3 separate regions of the Homo sapiens genome follow, and all the other regions are linked to region 2. Evidence: chromatin contacts called from ENCODE Hi-C or POLR2A ChIA-PET data. All regions are on one chromosome and are shown on one strand. The core of a region is the stretch at or near the end of the contact, and the rest is flanking DNA. Distances in the headings are between cores, read along the strand shown.

The links. A loop is a pair of places that touch in the nucleus more often than their neighbours do. ChIA-PET counts read pairs that join two places held with the same protein, here RNA polymerase II (POLR2A). Pooled maps may share reads with other maps.
Region 1: a loop to region 2 is called in a map of GM12878, with 4 times the contacts of the local background. The contact joins two enhancer-like sites. A Hi-C loop is called at or near these places in 2 of 168 maps with a recorded cell type or tissue (GM12878 and naive thymus-derived CD4-positive, alpha-beta T cell), 9 of 37 single-sample maps with no recorded cell type and 13 of 50 pooled maps. POLR2A ChIA-PET finds 5 or more read pairs at or near these places in 1 of 52 experiments (naive thymus-derived CD4-positive, alpha-beta T cell).
Region 3: a loop to region 2 is called in a pooled map, with 6 times the contacts of the local background. The contact joins two enhancer-like sites. A Hi-C loop is called at or near these places in 3 of 37 single-sample maps with no recorded cell type and 4 of 50 pooled maps.

What each region holds. Positions count from the first base shown.
Region 1 is chr1:67,337,027-67,342,143 of GRCh38, forward strand. IL12RB2 (interleukin 12 receptor subunit beta 2) reads left to right here. Exons shown (of 17, transcript NM_001374259.2): 9 at 1,598-1,677. Among named protein-coding and RNA genes, the nearest start is that of IL12RB2, 32 kb to the left of the region's middle. RefSeq lists enhancers at 1,880-1,959, 5,083-5,117. Within about 2 kb of position 1,730, at least 4 of the 41 ENCODE cell types and tissues checked have a DNase peak (open chromatin) inside an H3K27ac peak, as active enhancers do; they include GM12878, where a contact is called at or near this core.
Region 2 is chr1:66,279,707-66,284,599 of GRCh38, forward strand. The region is part of intron 7 of PDE4B (phosphodiesterase 4B); the gene reads left to right. Among named protein-coding and RNA genes, the nearest start is that of PDE4B-AS1, 230 kb to the left of the region's middle. RefSeq lists enhancers at 2,629-2,928, 2,979-3,058. Within about 2 kb of position 2,790, at least 8 of the 41 ENCODE cell types and tissues checked have a DNase peak (open chromatin) inside an H3K27ac peak, as active enhancers do; they include GM12878, where a contact is called at or near this core.
Region 3 is chr1:67,734,776-67,739,405 of GRCh38, forward strand. The region is part of intron 2 of GNG12 (G protein subunit gamma 12); the gene reads right to left. Among named protein-coding and RNA genes, the nearest start is that of GADD45A, 52 kb to the left of the region's middle. RefSeq lists an enhancer at 1,371-1,450. Within about 2 kb of position 1,501, at least 36 of the 41 ENCODE cell types and tissues checked have a DNase peak (open chromatin) inside an H3K27ac peak, as active enhancers do.

The DNA.
Region 1 (5,117 bases), core at 480-2,979, 1.1 Mb after region 2:
CAAAGTCACAGAGCTGGGCTTACCCCGCAGACCTGGCTCTGAAGCTCACACTGACTACTGCAGGAGGAGGGGAGATGGAGCTGTGGATGGGCCCACACAGCACCTGCCCTCTACATGTGGGTACTTACGCTCCCTTTCTTTCTCTTTTGCTCTTCTCTTATCTCCTGTTATCCAGGTGGTGGGACTTAATTTTCTAGAAATTTCCATCTGGTTAGATGGAACTTTCTAACCTAGGAAAAAACCCCAGCGCAGCCTCCCCTCAAATACACTCTAAGTTTCACTGTTGAGGAAATTAGCTTGGTGCAGCTGAAGCCTGTTTTCAGGAGTTGTTTCTGCTGGTTCCACTCCTGGCTGTAAATCAAAACAAATCTAAGTGACTTGATGGTAGAGGAAACAAAATGACTTCACTCACTCACGTGAGCATGAACTCATGCACACACACACTCACACTTACACATACAGGAGTTGATTATTTAGTCTCTTTGCAAGTATGTTTGGTTGAAATTAAGTTGGGCCATATTTGACCATTGTCTTACAGATTGGTGGTTATTTATTTAATCAGTTCAGCCTGTGTTTTGGCATTAAATAGATAATATCACATGATTTGTTCATTCATTACTTAACAATTATTAGGAGCCTATTATATTCTAAGTGCTGCGCTGGGTATGTGGCATATTAAATGAGATAGGACTTCCCTTTAAGTACATCATTGTCTAATGATCACACACCAAATAATTGTACTATACCATGATAAGTCTAGGAATGGAGATGAACACAAGGTTTGTCATTTATATTAGTGTATTTTTACAAGACCAAAAAGTGTTTTTCTATATGAGTTGTATCTTCTCTGTTGAGAATTCTTTCTGCATTCTAGTAAAAAAAAAAAAAAAAGAAAAGAAAAGAAAAGAAAAGAACCACATATACTTTATTTTTATTTTTTTGCTCTGTCTTATGGTGCTAAAGCCACATGTACTTTCCTTGGGTTATTTTAATAACACATGTTTTAAGAGTAAGTTAAGGCCGGGTGCAGTGGCTCATGCCTATGTAATCCCGGCACTTTGGGAGGCCAAGGTGGGTGGATCTCTTGAGCTCAGGAGTTCAAGACCAGCCGGGGCAACATGATGAAAGCCTGTCTGTATAAAAAATACAGAAATTAGCCAGGCGTGGTGGTACGCACCTGTAGTCCCAGCTATGTGGGAGGCTGAGGCAGGAGGATTGCTTGAGCCTGGGAGGTGGAGGTTGCAGTGAGCTGAGATCGTGCCACTGCATCACTGCATTCCAGCCGAGGCAACAGAGCAAGATCCTGTCTCAAAAAAAAAAAAAAAAAAAAAAAAAAAAAAAAAAAAAGTAAGTTAAGAAACAAATTCCTCATCATTTTTTTTTAAATTTGTTTTTAAGGTAACCTTGTTTTTCTGACTTTTTGGCCAAAGATATATATGTTCATTGTTAAACAAGAAAAAGAAAAAATACTGGGACACACACAAATAATTGAAGTTATCCTCTAATTCTACTCTTCCAGAATTGTTTACTGAATGACCAGTTAACTTTCAAAGTAGTAAATATATGAAAATATGTCTTTTTTTCTCCTTTGAAACAGAGCCTACTGGGATGTTAGATGTCTGGTACATGAAACGGCACATTGACTACAGTAGACAACAGATTTCTCTTTTCTGGAAGGTGAGTTTTAAGCGTCAACTTAAAACTCAAGGGAATAAAACTGAAGGCAGAAAAAGACCTATTTGCATAGTGGCTTTTATATGAAGCTTCAATGATTTTGCTAGAGCTCATTTTCTCACATTCATGACACACCACAGTGTCATGTGCCTTTGGTGGATAGGGGTGAGAGCTGAGTTCCTTCTTCCACACAGTCACATCGTTTCAATCCCACTTCCTATAAGATCAAGGTCTTTTTCCATCCCTGGCATTTCCACCCTCTGACCCCAACTACTTCATCTCTTCTGACTGTTGTCCCCTTTCTGCCCACCCCCACCTCTCCTACATAAATATGCCCAGCAGTAACCATGTCACTTCACTTATTCACTCTTTGGGAAACAAAAGATGAAAAAGCTGTGGATGTGGATATTTAATAATGTTTGTTAAGTCATTGAAGAGGGAGAAGGAGGAAAGAAAGCTGCTCTACTTTAGGAATAGTAATAGTGGTAGAAAATAATACAAACAGGCCAGGTGCAGTGGCTCACGCCTGTAATCCCAGCACTTTGGGAGGCCAAGGCAGGCGGATCACTTGAGGTCAGGGGTTAGAGACCAGCCTGGCCAGCATGGTGAAACCCCGTCTCTACTGAAAATACAAAAATTAGCCGGGCATGGTGGCATGCGCCTGTAATCCCAGCTACTGGGGAGGCTGAGGCACGAGAATCACTTGAACCCGGGAGGCAGGGGTTGCAGTGAGCCAAGATCATGCCACTGCACTCGAGCTTGGGTGACAGAGTGAGACTACGTTTCAAAAAAAAAAAAAAAAGAAAATCATACAAACAGGAATAGAAAGCAGCCCTTCCTCAGGAATGGTAATAAAACAGTAGTAAATTAGACAACTTTCCAGAAAACAGTGAAGCCTGACATTATCATAGAATGCGAAAGTTTCACAAAGCACTGAAAGCTGGCATTACCATTTTATTTAATCCTCACAAAAATCCCCTGAGGTAAGTACTGGTACGCCCACTTACCAGTGAATGAGAAAACGAATGAATGAGTGAATGAAAAAACGAGTATCAGAGAGAGGAAAGAGAGGAAGTTCTTGCCCAAAGTCACCCAGCTACTGAGCACAGACCTGAGACTGAAACCTTATCCAGAACTGCTGCATCGTGACTCATCTTTGTTGAAGGAAAATGCTGTGCGATTCGAATTGAGCTACTGATTGGCATGCTCATAAGAGGTTTCCTGGTGAACTGCACTCTTTATTTCTCAGGACTCACATCCTCTTCACTACACCTCTTCCAGTTGAGGATAGAAAGTTTTGGAATTATGAATCTGAATGAGCACAAAACCAGAAGAGTAAGAATAACAATTATAAAGTCCTCTGATGGGGTTCACATGATGGGTTTTGATCATTGCACACTTCTTCAGTTTTAAGAAATGAGTGATTTCTTCTTCTTTCTCCTCCCTGTCTCTCTCACACACACATAAAACGTCTGGTATAAGAAGAGACTACTATAAATAGCCTGGTGAATCATGATCAGGCTCTTCACTTTGAAACTAACACTGCAGCTCAAAATTTATTTTAAAATGAATCTACTTTCAATAGCAAGACAATTCTCAAAGCAGGACATTTAGAACAGCCATAATTTGTGAATATTATAGAAGAACCCAGCCTAATTATTTCCTTTTCACGAGCAAGTGACTGGTTAAAACCAAAATTCCTCCTCTCATGTAAAGGTTTCTCCTCCAAAAATGTCCTCAACAGTGATCTGGAAAGATATGCTACGTGTTAATCTATTCCACGCCTCTCAACTCAAGGGTTTCTCTCAGTAGAATGAGGGTAATGATACAGGTATCTGCAAAGCTGACAAGACCATTGTGGGGATCAGCAAATGAGAGGACACAAATGTAAAAATCACAAGGGCCACCAGTGTAAAATTCAGCAGTGCTGCATGATGCGTGTTTATCCTGACAGTGAAAGCTCCATGCCTGCGTGCTTTTCACTGTAACAAACAGAGTTTATAGTGGACATCATCTTGGTTCTCTGAAACCAGCACCAGAGTGAAGTCAAAATAAGTATGTGTTGGCCATGAGTGATGCTTGGTAAATGTGAGTATGTGATTTCTTCTCTGCTGCCCTGATTTTATTTCTATCTTCACAAGGCTTAGGTTCTATAATGAGGTCTTGGAATTTGGAGGGACTTCAAAGCTCTTCTAGTTCAGCCTTCCTTTCATTATAAACATGGCTCCTACTCCTGCCAGGACAGACAGATGTCTCAGTGGGGATATTCTGGGACAGGGAGAATCTCACTTTGTAGTCTGCCCATGCCATGGTTGAACATCTCTTATTGTTTAGAAAATGTTTCCTTTTGTGTAGCCAGAATTGTGGGCCCAAGAAGGATGCTTGGGGTTGGAACTGGCTTAGAAGAAACCAAAAAGGGCAAGGCACAGTGGCTTACGCCAGTAATAATCCCATAATCCCTAATCCCAGCACCTGGGGAGGTCGAGGTGGGCAGATCACTGAAGTCCAGGAGTTTGAGACCATCCTGGCAGACATGGTGAAACCCTGTCTCTACCAAAATACAAAAAAATCAGCTGGGTGTGGTGATGCCCACCTGTAATCTCAGCTACTTGGGAGACTGAAGCAGGAGAATCCCTTGAACCCGGGAGGCAGAGGTTGCAGTGAGCTGAGATCGTGCCATAGTACTCCAGCCTGGGTGACAGAGCAAGACAAAGAAGGAAGGGAAGGAAGGAAGGAAGGAAGGATGGAAGAGAGGGAGGGAAGGAGGGAAGGAAGGAGAAAGAGAAAATAGAGAAAGAGAAAGAAGAAAGAAGGAAAGAAAAAAGAAAGAGAAAGAAAGAAAGAAAGAAAGAAAGAAAGAAAGAAAGAAAGAAAGAAAGAAAGAAAAGAAAGGAAGGAAAGAAAGAGAAAGCAAAAAGGTAAGCACTAGAAGCTTCTATAACTTGATGTCAGATGGTAGTCATCAAAAGCCAACCTCAAAACCTTCAGTGACTCTCTAGTCTAAGAGGCTCCCCAAGGAAAGTTGGATGCAGTCCTATATTGTCACAGGATTAAGTCCTTTTCTGTCAAACCTGGGCTTCTTTAATGGCCCCAAACAGGCCACTCAACTGAGGGTGGGAATGGAAACACTGACCAGAGTTACTGAGCAGTCCTGCTTTGGACCACAGAACCACAGAGTTATAGACCTCTAGAGCCAAAGGGATTTAACTGTCATGTAGTCTCACCCCACAGTTTAAAACATGGAAACTGAGGTTTCAAGAGGTGATTTTCCAGTGAGGGGATTTCAGGTGATTTGAGTCCACTCTTATCCCAGCCTCTAATAGGGATTCCTCATGCCACTCTCAGGCAGGCTTGGGAATTCAAGGGAATGCTGTGGTACAAGGGAGTTATCTAAGTGTCAGGCTAGAAGGAAAACTCTGCAGCCAGATCGCTTTGTGACAGGG
Region 2 (4,893 bases), core at 1,540-4,039:
AATTTGGCTCATGAAATTATAGTGGTTGACAAGCTTGAAATCTATAGAGCAGAAAGTAAATTCAGGCAGTAATTAATGCTGCAGTCTTCAGGCACAATATGTTCTTTTCCAGGAAGCCACAGTTTCTGCTCACAACTGACTGCACAAGGCCCACCAACATCATCGGGGGTAATCTCCTTTACTTTAAGTCTATTGATTGTAGATGTTAACCACATCTACAAAATACCTTTCACAGCCAACACCTAGATCAATATTGATTAAATAACAGGGCACTATAGACTAGCCAAGTCAGCACATACAACTAATTATCAAGGACCCATCAACCAACAACCCCAAACACCTGTCTTTGGAATTAGACTGGAATTATGCCTAGCTCTTCTACAAACAAGATGTATAAAATCCAGGACAATAAAAATTTTTGTATTATTTCTGATTGAGTCTTCACTTCAAAACAAAATAAAATAATCATTCATCCTAGCTCACAGAATTGTTTTGAAAACCAAATGATAGTTCGAAAGACCAGAAGCGCAAGCTATTGGTACTTTGAACACCTTGACAGTGCGCAAGTAGTGGCAGCACACCTGTTAAATATTGGTGGCCACACAAACACATCACCATTCTCTCTACTGAGCAGACATGAGAGAAGAGAAAATCTTGGGCTTTTGCTTTACACGAATGCCAATCAATTTGTGCCTAGTATCTGGAACACACAACTGATTATCTTAAACTCAATGGAGGGAAATATCTTTAAAAGAAGTTAATTTGGACCAGAAATATCTCAGGGGAGGTAGGAGTGAGGTTGGAGCATTCTTTATGTACATTTCCACAGAGTTGAGTATGAAACTTTATTCCCTGTAAAAACAAATTGGAAATTTGAATGTGAATCCAATTTGCCAGGTTATCCTTGAGACGCCCTTCCTTCTCACACCTGGATATTAAAACTTATCTCCATTTCCCTGTGAGTCTTGTATTCCTGTCACTAAAAATTCCTCCAGCCTCTTTGCAGAGCACATTGGCACCAGGCCCCCTTCTAAAGCCACAATGCCGAAGTTCTGATTGCACCTCCGTATTCCTATGTTTCCGGTAAGTCTTTTAAAGACATTTGGCTCCTGCCTCTGGTCTTGAATATTTTAGGCCTATTGAGTTTAGAATCTAGAGAAAATAGCAGATTAAATGTAGCTCAGGAACAAGAGGGTGTTGTCCAGAGAAAGCTGAGAGTGACTGGCACAGCAGACGTAAACATCGTCACCAGGGTGTACATAGCTTTAACTCAGGTACCTGCACGGGCATCACAGGCAGCATGGCACAGATAGTTCACAGGCCTGGGTATCTATGCTTATGGACTGGCCTTCCAAGTGCAGTTTCCTGCTCACTCTTATTTATCTTCTGATAAAGAATTGCTCCCAGCAAATTACTAAACTAAACCTACTGCTGATACTTTTACTCCAGTTGTAAAAACACATTACTCCCTCTGCTTCTGCAGAAGTGGAACATGCTTCTACAATTCCCTTTTCTAAATTTGTTGATGGATTACTTATTGCCCCACTCCTCAAGTTTCTGTGGAGGGGATTCCATCTAATCTTTAACAGGGAACAGTTTTTGGGAAATATTACCTTTTCTCCCTTCTGTGCTGCGAGAGCAGAGGGCAAAGACAAGTAACAGTGAGTGGGAATTATAGGAGAGGTTTTTGCCTCAGTGAGCCTTTTAACCCACTAGAGATCTGGAAGAAAATGGAGTGGGTTTCTCTGGGAGGTGATTTGTTCTGCATTCCCTTGCTAGAAGATCACTTGCCTAGACATATGTAGGAAGTTTAACATGGGTTTTCCTCATTCGGAAGAAGGGTGGATTCAATCACTTCTGAGATTTTTCTTGTGTTAGGAGCATATATGATGGAACTGTGTTTTGGTAAATCAGTTTCAGTTCTACACTGCCCCTAAAGTATTTTGCTTGTTTTCAGAGGTCTGTCCATAAAGCATTTGTTTCAAATACAAGGCATGGGGGAGGAGGTGTTATCACAATATCAAACCCCTGCTAAGTATCAGATTTTCTATTAGGTACTCTGCAAAGGAGATCTGTTTTTATCCTCAACAACCTTCTATTAAGTCAATATCATTATCCCATTTTTTTTAACCAATAAAACTATGCCTCCATGAATGTAACTAGTAGTATAAAGACACTCACTCAGCTTGTAACAGACAGACCTAGGATCGGAACCATAAAGACACTCAGCTAGTAAGCAGTAGAGTTAGGATGTGAACACTGCCTTGTTTGGCTCAGAAGCCTGTGTACTTGGCATGAGCTCTCTGTGCTGTCCAGTAAGTAAAGGTGCATGTGATGCCCACACAGGTACCTGCGTTGAAGGTACGTACACCCTTGAGATGGTGTTTACATCTGTGGTTCCAATCACTCTCAGCTGTCTCTGAACAATACCAACTTGTTCTTCAGCAACATTTAATCTGTTTTTTTTTCCTCCAGATTCTAGAACTAGAGAGAATTTAGAAGAAAATACATTTCAAGCTTTAGTTTTCCCTCATGGGAATAACTGAGCCAATAGGGAGGTGGCAGTGTCTTCCTCTCTTCTAGGAATAAGTCTCCTTCCCTGAAAGACTTTTGGGTTTTGAGTAAGCCATCCTGGCAGGGAAAAGAGGCAGGGGAGAATTTTTAGGACGTAACAGAGCTGTGGGAGACATATCTCCAGTGCATTACTCACTGCTTAAAAGACACCCCCAGCCTCTGACATCACAAGGAGAGAGAATTAGATTTCAGATCAGTAGTGAAACTGAGGTGTGTCTTGCTTGAACACAAGGAGGCAGCCATCCAACTCTAGGCTGGCTCTGGAAAGTCCCATTTTGAATAATTTGCTTCTTATGATGCTTTGTTCAGCTTCCCTACCTTAAGTGAAACTGTGTGACTTAAATGAAAGAGCACTGAGCTGAAACTCAGGAAACCTAAATTTCAGTACTGGCACCAACCAGGTGTGTAACCAGAAGTAAATCCTTTAACCTTTCTAGACTCAGTCATCTTTAGTTTAAATTATTTTGAGTCTTTGAGTCTTAGAATTCAATCTTACTTCAGATTTCTATAATGGCTCCTGGCCCAAAAATAGTGGTGTGTGGGTGTTGACATGGATAATTCTTTGTCACGGAGGAAACAGCCCCTCAGTAAGAATCTGGAATTCAAGCCTAGGTCTCTTTGGTCTAACTCCAAAACCTAGGCTTCTTCCACCTCTCCTACCCTGACAAGAGGCCATACTATTGTTTCATAACAAAGTGTATCTTTATTATTTTTATAATCCCTGTTAGCCTTGTCATTGGCACAGTTCATTAGCAAACATTCATTGAGTGCTTATGAGTGCTGGGAAAATAAAAAGGAAGGGGACATGGTGCCTGACCTAAGCTTAAAAGCATTTTCATAAGGAGATTCTGGAGCCACACTGCCTGGATTTAGATCCCAGTTCTACTATTTTTAGACTAATCATTTCTTAAACTTTCTGCATACCTCAGTTGCTTCATCCTCATTTTCTTCATCTTTAAAATTTTCCTCTTAGAGTTGTTTTAAGGATTAAATTTGTTGCTTCTGTAAAACATTTAAAATAGTGCCAATTATAGAGGAAAGACCAAATACATCATTGCCGTTATTGTTACTATTATATATATATGTGTATATATGTATATATATATGTATATATGTATGTCAGTCCCCTTGTGTCAGGAGTCTTAGAAGGTTGCAACTGGGTCTTGTTTGCTGGCACTTAATAAATGTTTGTTGGATCCAATTATTCAACACATATTTACAATGTTTCTACTATGCGCAAAGCCCTCTGATGGATCCTTGGTAGAATCCAGAATTTTTACAACTTTTTAAAAAATTACCATGTTTTAGAGCTTGCGTAAGTATAATTTGGAATTTTTTTTCTCTTTCAATATTTCTCTTCTTTCTTTTTCTGTGGCCCTTGTATAGAAAGTATTGAGGAACTGAGAGGAAGATATCTCACACATATGCTTGCTAACTTAATCATATGAGCCATCCTGGAGGAGGTGGGGTTAACAACACACCAAAAAGAAGATTCTTCTCTTTCTTAAATGATAAATGTCTTTTAGAACTCTGATGTCAGACAAGAGAGTACTGCTTACTTTTAATGGGTTTTCTGTGTCAGAGAGAGAGAAGGGAGAGAGAGCGAGAGAAAGAGAGAGAGAGAGATTCATTCACCACTTTCTCATTGACTCATTCATTCACCCTAAAAGCACCTGGCGAGTACTCACCACAACATGAATCAGGCATTATGCCTGGGTAATGCTGGATAATGGAGATACAGAAATGAATAAAACATGGTTTCTTCTTTGGGAGAGTTAACAGTCGTGGGGCAGACAAACATAACTTGATTTATAACGCAGTGTAATAAGAATTTTTCAGAAGCATGAATAAAGTGCTCTGGAAGGACACAGGAAGGCAGGTAGTTGGGAGCAAGATCCTATCCTAAGTACAAATAACACTCTGTACTGAGCTGTACCTAGGAAATTTATAAATTGGATTTTATTAAATTTTAAAAATTAGTATTTCCCATAGCTCGGTCATTCATTATACGCCAAGTGTTCAGCCATTTCAGCTCAAGTTAGCATATTCTTTGAGCACCTATTATAACCAAGTGGATTAGGAGACTACATATTAATTCTGACCATGACTAGGACAAGGAAGGTATAAGATATATGATTTGAACTCTGCCTTAAAGAATAGATAGTATTTCATAAGGCAAAGTGAGAAATAGTTTTTAAGAGGGCAGACCATGCTCAAACAAATGGAGGCCAGCCAGGTGCAGTGGTGCATACCTGTAGTTCGATCTACTCAGGAGGCTGAGGCAGGAGGATTGCTTGAGCCCAGGAGTTTGAAGCTGTA
Region 3 (4,630 bases), core at 251-2,750, 1.5 Mb after region 2:
TACAGGGTCTGGCTCTAGTTGCTTTCTTAGACTAGTATGGTGTTTCTTAAAATGTATTACAATTTTTATTTATTTATTCTTTTTATTTTCTTTTTTGAGACAGCGTCTCACTCTGTCACCCAGGTTGTAGTGCAATGGCGTGATCTCGGCTCACTGTAACCTCTGCCTCCTGACTTCAAGCAATTCTCCTGCTTCAGCCTCCAGAGTAGCTGGGATTACAGGCATGCATCACCACGCCTGGCTAATTTTGTATTTTTTTTAGTAGAGATGGGGTTCCATCTTGTTGGTCAGGCTGGTCTCAAACTCCTGACCTCAGGTGATCCACCCTCCTTGGCCTTCCAAAATGTTGGGATTACAGGCATGAGCCACCGCGCCTGGCCTCAGATGTATTACAATTTAATAGGTATATATTGAAATGGGTTCCATGCCATGTATTTTGGAAAGCCCTAGTTCACACAATGATAAGCAGACTTCTTTCACGCAAGACTTCTCAGGGTCTTTCCTGCACTAAGATACATTTATGATCTGGCAAGAGGCTTGTGGCTTGCAGCATTTCCCCAAATTATTTGCACATAAAAATATTTTCCGAGGAACATCTCATGAGATCATTGTTCTGCTGATCACACTTTGAGTGAATGCTGGCAAAGGGAGTTATTAGGAACAGGGCTTAAGTTCTGGTTCTTGCCATTTAACTGTGTGACTTTTGGAGTTGCTTAATTGGAGCCTGCGTCCTCATCTGCAAAAATGGGAGTGGCAACAGTCTCTACATCTCATGGAACTATCTGAGGATGAAATGCATATGTAAAGTGCTTAAAATTGTGCCTGCCTCCAAACATTCAATAAATGTGACCTCTTATAATGATTATAAAGAATACCAAATAATTTAAGAAAGGAACTATGAGAATTCAATTAAAAGGGGCAGAGAATCACTGTAAATACTATAATTTCTGAGTGATCTTCACTAACAACAGTGAAGCTCCTGTGAGAAAAACATAAAAAAATTCTTCCATGAAAGAAAATCCTAAACCATCACAGAGTACAATATTATTCTAAAGAAGGAAAAAACAAGGGAAAATATTTTTTTAAAAATAGTTCAGACAGAAAGTATCTTTGGCAAAGAGGATCTTCTGATAACATAACAGATGCAAATGAAAGACAGGGCTGATTTCCTGGGCGCTAAACCAAGTGGAGGAGTTCTCACAAGGGAAAGAGCCAGGTGCTGACCCCCTCTGCACTGGGGAAAGGAGGAAGATACAAACACACTTTCTTGCGGGGGGTAGATTCTCATCACTGAACTGAAAATGGCTTGGCATCAACAGGATGTCTTCCTGTTCCCATCTTATGAAGTGACTCATACATCTGCCATTTCACTTGCAGGAACTGTGGGAGAAGAACTAGGAGTCTGTTCATTAGGAACCCTGGCTCCACAAAGGCACTCCCTCCCAGCCTGACACAACGCCCACCTCTTCTTCCGGTTGTGCCTGCCAAGCGTGAGAGTGTACAACAACCAAAGCAAAACAAAAATCCCAACCCCCGAACCAAGCAGCAGGCAGGGAGAATGTTGCAGTAGAAGGCTACTGCTTCCTGATGCTAACGTGGACGCCAAAGGCACAGCCCACAGTTCCAGAACCCACACCACAGCACCTGAAACAATTTGCTCTCAGTGGGCCAGGGCAGCTCTAAACACTAGACTGCTTCCTGTTGTGCAGCTATGTAAATGAACCCTGTGCTGGGGCCACGGCCCAGCTGCACTGTGTGGCAGGGATGCGTGAGTAATGGAGTCACCAGGGCAGCCTCTCAGTGGAACATACTTGTGCAGCCTGCAGGCTCAGCCTCACGATGCCAACCCCAGGAGCAGTGACCCCCTCACAGGGCACACCTCTGCCAGGAAAACCATCCATGTGGTGGGGACAGACAGTTCCTTGGTAAGAACCGTCTGGATCCAGGAACCTCAGCAGATAGGGACTGAGTTGGGGGATGATTAAAACCTAGGGGAGTGGGCTCCAGACTGAACTCGGAGTGGTTTCCTTGGGTCATTTCTAATCTGCTTCAGTTTCCTCACGTAAGATGAGAGGGACCCACCTCTTAGGACCTCATTTGTGCAAGCACCAAATGTGTGTGCCTGCTAATGTCCACAGCAACACTGGAAAAGAAGTATCTCATTTTGCAGATGTGTAAACTGAGGGTTGGAGGAGTGAGTGAGCATGGCCAACATCATATAGGTACTAAAGTTGTGCAGCCTGAATATAAACCAAGAATTGTGGATATTCAGATGTGTCCACTCCTGAAATTCCACGTAGGCTGCTAAGCTTCCTTAAAATGATGTTTGCAACTAAAACCAAGTCTTAATTTTCTATATAAGTAGTACTCATTAGGTAAATTATCTACTGCAAATTAAAAATCATACTTTCATCAACCCTTCTTGGGCTACTTAGTCTTTTGCATTGCCAAATGGCCTGTGCTTAGGGGATTATAAATGGATTTTGAAACTAGCTAAAGCAAAGTCTAATTATAATTCTCATAATTAATCATTATAAAAATAAATCATTAATATAATTCCATGGCCAAATATAAATGATTTCTGTTCTAAGGCAATACCTCATTTATTGGCCTGAAGAAAGTTGGTTCTGAAAGATAAACAGTCACATGGATGGTAAGAAGAGCTCTGGGCCCAGGGTCAAGAAACCGAGGGTCTATCTAGGTTCAGCTGTTAGTTGGTTAACTGTGTAATTTATGCAAGTTACTCAATCCCCTTCCCTTTCCCTTTCTGCATCAGTAAAACAAAGAGCTTGGACTAGATCAGTGTTTCCTCCTCTTTTCAATATGAAGACTTTCTTTTTTTTTTTTAAATGTATAAGCACTAGCTTTTCCCTGCTCCAAAGATAGCTGTCTTTTTGGAGCCTACTGGTTATGAAAATACATAATAACAAGAAATTAACAAAAATGTTCTCTTTATTAATTGCAACAACATCTTCATATACTTTAACAAGAGTGGTGCCATTACATTTAAGACATTGTTACTCAGTTTATTGTCAATATGTGGCCCCTGTAAACAAGGGCTCACCCTTTGCAATAAACTGTCCACTCCCCTTACCATTCCTTGCCTGCACACTTTGAACCTTTGCATTAAATGGCCTCTAAGATTCTTTTCAGTGTCAAGCTTTATTATAAAAGCTTTTCTTTTCCTTTTTTTTTCTGTCACCCAGGCTGGAGTTCAGTGGCACGATCATGTCTCACTTCAGCCTCAACCTCCCAGGCTCAGATGATCCTCCCACCTCAGCCTCCTGGGTAGCTGGGACAGGTGTGCGCCACCATGTCAGGCTATTTTTTGTTTGTTTTTTGGTAGATATGGGGTTTCGTCATGTTGCCCAGGCTGGTCTTGAACTCCTGGGCCCACCTCAGCCTCTCAAAGTGCTGTGATTACAGGTATGCACCACTGTGCCCAGCCCTATTAGCAAATTATTTCTAAGAAACTACATACCAGATTTCAATTTTTTTTGTTTTGAACAATAAAGCAAATTATCAGTTAGTGATTTCGTTTTGTACTAAATCACAATCACTGTGCAACAATAGCCACAGATTAATTTATTGATTAGATATACATAACTGAATGCTTGTCCTAGGTATATAGAGGTGAATAAATAGACTCAGTCACTGTCCTCACTGAGCTTTGGTCTATATCAAGTCTTTAACAACGATCCTGAGCCCTCCCCTCTGTTTATCTCCAGCTTCAACCTCCCCCTGGAGCTCTGGTCTCTAATCTCTACCTGACCTCTCAACATTCCACTTGGATATCTAAAATGCATCTCAAAGTTTACACGTGTAGGCCAGGCATGGTAGCTCACACCCACAATCCCGGCACTCTGGGAGGCGGGAGGATCACTTGAGACCAGGAGTTTGAGACATGCCTGGGCAACATACACAGAACCTGTCACTACAAAAAATTGAAAAGGTTAGCTGGGCATGATGGCATGTGCCTGTGGTCTTAGCTACTCCTGAAGCTGGGGGCATGAGGATTGCTTGAGCCTAAGAGTTCAAGGTTATAGTGAAGTATGATTGTATCACTGCATTCCATTCTGGGCAACACAGCAACACCTTGGCTTTTAAAACAACAGAAATGGGACTGGGCATGGTGGCTCATGCCTGTAATCCCAGCACTTTGGGAGGCCAAGGTGGGCAAATCACTTGAGGTCAGGAGGTCGAGACCAGCCTGGCCAATATGGTAAAACTCCATCATGACTAAAAATACAAAAATTAGCTGGGCGTGGTGGCAGGCGTCTGTAGTCCCAGCTACTTGGGAGGCTGAGGCAAGAGAATCGCTTGAACCTAGGAGGCGGAGGTTGTGGTGAGCCAAGATTGCACCATTGCACTCTAGGCTGGGCAACAGAGTGAGAATCTGTCAATTAAAACAAACAAAAACAAAAAAACCCCAGCAACAACACACTTAATATGTAGAAATCTCTGGATCCCACCCTGTATGCCTGTCAAAATCCTTCCTCCTGTGGCATTCGCCATCTCTAAAATGGTAATACCATTCACCCAAATGCTCAGGCCCCAAAGATTCTTCCTGTTCTGAAATCCTCTCCCTCAAGGTGATATCCGCAGAGAGTTGATCACAATGACCGGTATG